Regions from separate parts of the Mus musculus genome. Here region 1 is linked to region 2. The links are chromatin loops, found by intact Hi-C in ENCODE. Cell type or tissue: heart. All regions are shown on one strand. Links, peaks and the distances in the headings refer to the core of each region. The heading gives the core; the rest is flanking DNA.

Evidence for each region. Peaks named below come from ENCODE experiments on the same cell type or tissue, not always from the same donor. Only the 100,000 strongest peaks of a DNase experiment are listed, where the experiment ranks them.
Region 1: a loop joins it to region 2, with 2.7 times the contacts of the local background. A loop is called at or near these places in 7 of 42 quality-filtered maps.

The regions. Positions count from the first base shown.
Region 1 is chr11:72,300,131-72,303,041 of GRCm38, reverse strand. Xaf1 (XIAP associated factor 1) reads right to left here and starts at 1,413. Exons shown (of 6, transcript NM_001037713.4): 1 at 1,333-1,413. The coding sequence starts at 1,364. In heart, for the core only: no CTCF peak of the experiment used is centred there; DNase peaks (open chromatin) are centred at 581 and 1,491; H3K4me3 peaks cover 644 bases; H3K27ac peaks cover 1,153 bases.
Region 2 is chr11:72,213,394-72,216,304 of GRCm38, reverse strand. Med31 (mediator complex subunit 31) reads left to right here and starts at 713. Exons shown (of 4, transcript NM_026068.2): 1 at 713-1,344; 2 at 2,090-2,167; 3 at 2,432-2,528. The coding sequence starts at 1,317. It overlaps 4930563E22Rik (RIKEN cDNA 4930563E22 gene), which reads right to left and starts at 1,167. Exons shown (of 1, transcript NM_001163728.1): 1 at 1-1,167. The coding sequence starts at 974. The coding sequence ends at 585. In heart, for the core only: no CTCF peak of the experiment used is centred there; DNase peaks (open chromatin) are centred at 704 and 1,214; H3K4me3 peaks cover 1,746 bases; H3K27ac peaks cover 1,450 bases.

The DNA of each region.
Region 1 (2,911 bases), core at 184-2,683, 87 kb before region 2:
TAAGATGGTTTCACAAATAAGTACTGTGTATCAAGATGTATATTTCAAACATGTACAAGTTAGCTAGGGCTGTTGGCACAGGGGTTCAGGAGCCTGAGTCAGGAAGATGGCTAGTTTAAGGCTTATCTGTGCTTATAGAGTAAGTTCAAGATCAGCCTAGGCAACTTAGTGATACTCTGTGTCAAAAGGAAAGGGAAAAACAGAGCCAGGGATAACGCAGCTCAGAGTGCTTGGCTGCTCTGTGCAATGCCCTAGGCTCAGTGCCTGGAACGACTCCTCAGCATCACCCCACAGAGACAGGGTTGGGGGAGGTAAAGTTCTATCCTTTTCCAGTTATCTCCTAGAAAGGCCATCACGAGAACAAGGGAGCACAGCAGTGCAGCTCTGCCCTGACCACACCTCAGACCCTCCAAGGGTTTCCCAACTCTCAAGAGCAAAAGTCCATCCACCACGCTGTCTCCCGTCCCTGGGCTCCCTTGCAGCTACCCAGAGAGCATCTGAGATGCAGGGGAGTCTTGTAGGGCAGGGTGTCCTCCTCTGATAGGCTCATCACCAGGAACGCTGCCAACCCATTCCATCTGCTCATGCTCACGGCAGCTCGGGAGAAAGGAAACAGGCTGTATCCTTAAAGGACCAATTGTTCAGGCCCTGTGATCTGGCTCATGGCCTCCAATTGTTCAGGCCCCTGTGATCTGGTTCATGGCCTCACTGCTGTTAGCCTGATCCAGCTGTCCCCACAACCGCACAGAATGACGTCCTTTGCTCTGTTTGCCCTCTCTGTTTTGCCTGCCTCCATACTCCATAGACCAGAGATCCTGAAAGGTGAAGTGGAACAAAGATCTCTGTGGAGCTTTACCCCAGTTACTGCAACAGGTGGGGTCTGCTGAGGAACCAGCTCTTTTTACTTGGAGGTGTGGTCCTTGCCTCCTGCTCAGCCCTCCATGTTCTATCTCCCAGCTCCTTTGTCAGGCGGAGGACAGGAATAACCCTGGAACATCTCTCAAAGGGTCCTCTCACAGATGGGTGGGAAGACCACGATGCCCCCCACCCCTGCTACGGATCTAAGCTCTGACAGGAATAGCCTGCTAGGGACCAGTCCCTCCATACTTCATGGCTAAAACTAGCCAGCCTGAAATACCCAAGCTAAGAGGGAACAGTGATATTGAGGTACCACTGAGCACTCTACTTAGAGATTTGGAACCTCTTCACTCCAGAGGTTCCAGTCCCCTTCGGCTTGCCCTCTGGTGTTGTACTTCATCCCCATCACTTCAGAATTTGTTTGCTCTGCCCTGCCCCTCTGTCTGGCCAGCCCTGGAGAAAATGCCTTCTTACCAGTTCCTGCACACTTGGAAGTCAGCCTCCATGGTCAAGCTTCCTGCAGTGCTTCTGTGGAGTTTCGTTTCTTTGCACACAGGAAAACAAAACTGAAAGTGTTTGCCCAGCCTGACTCACAGCGGCAGGGAGGAGACTTCAAAAATTCTCAGCTCAGGGCGGTTCCCAGATCCTGGCAGCTAGACACTCCCAGAAGGCCATTCTGCAGCATGGGCTAGTCCTCTGTCATGCCCCTTGTCCTGTGCAGCCTCTGTGCTACCGTGACTGTGACCTCCAGGGTGGGCGTTAGCTGTCGGGTTTCCTCTGGGCAGCACAACAATTCCTCCCTTTCTCCCCCTCCCTCCCTGACTGGCTTTGTTTCCATGGGGTCCCTGCCCACTTCTCAACCTGTGACTGACTCCTACTGTTTCTGTCTGGTCTCTCCTGAGATGCTAAGCTTGAGTCTGCTCTCTGAAGAAGAAGCTCCTGCAAGCTCTGTACCCCTGTGTGGGTTCCAGTTTGTGGTGACTTTGAAAACAAAGTCTGTGAGGAACTGAGCAGGGGGTTCTGGGTGCTGGATGCTCAGGCTACAGGGTTTGGGGCAAGTCTTGGGAATGGCCAGGGATAACTGTGTTGTGTCTCCTGAGGTTGTCCTCTGCTGGGAAACAAAACAAAGCAAACAATAATGGCAAACAATAATGTAAGCCAAGATGACAGAAACCATGAGGAGGTCTTGCTATCCCATGCTCACTGGTAAAATCGAGCAGCAAGGGGCTGAATAACCTGCACAGAAGTTCCCAGGTAACGTGGTCCAAGGTGTGACCCTTCTGCCACAGGCACGGAGCTGGAGGAGCTGTGCTCAGATCCAGACAAGATAACCAATTGGGAGCTTGAGTCACCTCAGCCTTCTGGATACTGTCTCCTGGCTGACCGGGTTACACTGGAGCTCCCAGGCAACTTTAAGGTCCAGGTGCTCCTAGAATTTGCATGCAAAACTGCTGCTGTGTCAGTATATGTTTGTTCCAGCGAGGTGCCACAGCCTCAGGCAGTTACCCAACAAGGCTAGCTGACCTCATGAGGTTCAAAGAAAACAAATTGTGTTAAAGGCAGCCCATGTCCAAAATTATCACAGTGCAAAATGATGGAAGTCAGTCGATTTGCTGGTTTCCTGTGTTCATTCCACCACCACCACCCCCCTTCCAAGGAAGAAACAGGGCGTCATTAGATAAATGAAAATGATCAAAGGGTTTTGGAGTAGAGGTAGCGGTATGGCACTTGCCTACCATGCATAAGGCTTTGGGGTTAGGATCTAACACACACACACACACACACACACACACACACACACACACACAGACACACACACACACACACACACATCACAAAGTATATCTCAGTGACAACTGATACATTCACAAATACAGCCGTGTACGGAATAATGATGTTTCTGTCAGCAGTGCAACTGTACATAGCACAGTAGCCATATAAGATTACACCTGAAGAACTGCAGAAGTCTTGTCACCCAGTGATGCTACACACAGCAGTGAATCACTTCCACTTGTGTGCCCTTGGCATGAATGCAGGGTGCAAGAAAGCAGAG
Region 2 (2,911 bases), core at 137-2,636:
CTTCCAAGATTATTAATGGTTTTATTGATTGTTTATTAATTGTCCTGTTTTTTCCTATACCCCCTGATTTAATTTTTTAAGTGTGGGTGGAATACTATGTATGACAACATGAGAAAATGTATAATGAAATATAAGTATTAATAAAGGCCAATTAATAATGTATGAAAGATGATACCTTGCCCTGTAGGTTTCAAGCAGGTATATGATCAGGCCAGCGGTCAAGAATCATGACAAGTTTGGCCCCTCTTTGCAAATTTCAAGTCGTCAACACATCCTAGAGTGACCTAAGACTATAAAACTTACCTGGTGTAGAGACTCAAAGAATCTCATTGTCCATCAGCCAGGTTTATACTGCACTACCAGTCTGAAACCTTCTGTGCTGGCTTCAAGTTAATAGCACACTGGGGTCAACAACAGGATGGTCTAAGGTGCTGCAATGTCAATACATGTTAACAGCCCCCAGAAACCACAGCCTGTTTCTTACACTGATTTATGGGTTCTTTCCATGAAACCAAAGATGCTCGGTTCTCCTGGAAGATGGCTGGCTGGCAACTCTTCAGTCCTGGCTAAGGACCTTTGGCACTTCATCGAGCCATTCTGGCACTCTGCCTGGCTGGGCTCTCAACACGGTGCACAGTAGTCTCCACCCTCAGGGATGACGACGCCCTGACGTGGCGGGAGGACGTTTCCGTGCACTGCGAGGAGGTTTCCACGTGCTGGGAGGACACCTCAAGGAACTGAGGGAGTCGCTTCGTGGAGGGGGTGAGGGAGGGCCCCTCTCGGTGGCGCTGGGAGGTCTCCACCTGCCGGGAAGACGTTCGAACCTGCCGGGAGGACGTCTCCACGCGGTGGGATGACGTTTCCTCGCGGTGGGACGACGTCTCCACGCGGACAGTCGATGTCTCCTTGTGGCGGGTGCTTTCCACTCGCGGGGCGGAGGACTTGCTCCTAAGGGGCGAGGCCATCCTGCCCATACACCTTGGTCAGGTGGGACAAAGAGGCCCAAGGATCATGCTCTGCGTCACGTCACACAGGGAAAGGTGACGTCAGGGTGGTGTATTACGTCGGGGTAGGTAGCAGGACTCTGAGACCTAAAAAATGAGAAGTCCTCCGGCACGCCCCGCTCGATATCTGCGCGCGCAGCCGGCCGGGTCTGCACAGATAGGTGGGGCTAATTTTCCCATAAGTGAGGTTGTCCCCGCCCTCGTGTCCCACTCTGCCCCGCGACCGGAAGTAGGAGCCGTGGCTTCCGGATTCTCACCAATCGAAGTCGCGGTTCGGTCGGGGCTGGTGGTGTTCGCCTCACTCTGATTGTTATGGCCGCGGCCGTCGCTATGGAGACAGGTACGTTGTGACTTGCACCCCGAGTCTTCACCCCAAGGGAATGGTCCTACGCCCCGAAATTCCCTCCCTTTTCCCTTTTCCTGCGCTGTCTTTCGGGTTCAACTTGGCATCCTTAGAGTTGGGACCGGCGGAGGAGAAGGCTGTGCTGCTTCTCAGACTATGGTCTGTGAAAACATCTTTGCTCCTGGGTTGCTCAAACCCCTACTCCAACCCTGGCTCTTGGGGCCGTGCAGGGCCGTGGGAGAGGACTGAGACCTTCCACTGTCTGTGCTGAAGGTACTCCCAAGAACTTGCCCGAAATATCGATAACCTGTGTATTCTAATGCGGACACCGCCTTCTCTCCATTGTTTAATCACTTTGCATCATGCTTCGGTTTTGTGTAGCACATTGATTTTGCTTAACGTAATCACAGTTGATAGTTGTGGTTATAACAACTTAGGGAACCGCACAGCTATTACAGACTGTCCAGTGATCTCCGCTAACAAAGTGGCCTGCAGGTGGTAAATTCCCATTCAACTTATTTTTTCCTCAATTAACTTTAAAGGATTTCTTTACTATTTTTTGTTTTACTATTTTTGTTTTGGAAACAGGGCCTCATTACTTAGTGAATATATATATATATATATATATATATATATATATATACACACACACACACACACATATATACACACACGCATATACATATATCTTTAATTTCTAAGAAAGTCTCTTCTGCACTTTGATATTTGTCTTTTCTCCTAGATGATGCTGGAAATCGGCTTCGGTTTCAGTTGGAGTTGGAATTTGTGCAATGTTTAGCCAACCCAAACTACCTTAATTGTAAGTTAAGTACATCACTAACTTAAGCAACTAGCTCTTAATTTCTGAGAAGAGATGCAGTTTGTAATACTATTTATTACTTCGATGTGTTTGAATGGGATTTTATTTGTTCTGGTCTGTAAGTTAACTGGGCAAACAAAGGCTTGTGTTTTTAATTCCTTGTGTTCTGTTGGTAGGGATGTTAAGAGCTACTTTGTTTTAGAGATTACTAATCAGTAGTCCAGCGGTTGGTTGACATACGGATTGTTTCTTTGTGTCTTTCAGTTCTTGCCCAAAGAGGTTACTTCAAAGACAAAGCTTTTGTTAATTATCTTAAGTATTTGCTTTACTGGAAAGAACCAGAATATGCCAAATATCTAAAGTAAGTTTAATTTTTATAATCCTAAATCTGTGTATACTTTATCATAAATACAAAGTGCTGATACTGAGCAGTTTTCTCTGTGTGGGAATGGAAAATGATATTTTGAATCTTTCTGCTTTTAGTTAATGTAAGATACTGTCATCTGTAACTTAGATTATTTTAGGAATTGCATTTATTTCTGCTACCATTCTTACCTCACTCCCTTCAAACAGAACCAAACAACTGTCTTCATGGGAGCCAGCTTACTCTCTAAGTAATATAAGCCAGAACACACCACTTCTGTTCATGCAGGCTAGCTAAGATCCAGTCAACTGGTTTCAGACTATAGTTCTAATGTAATTTGGTGTCTAACCTTGTCACTTAGCACTGCCCTTGTCTTTCTG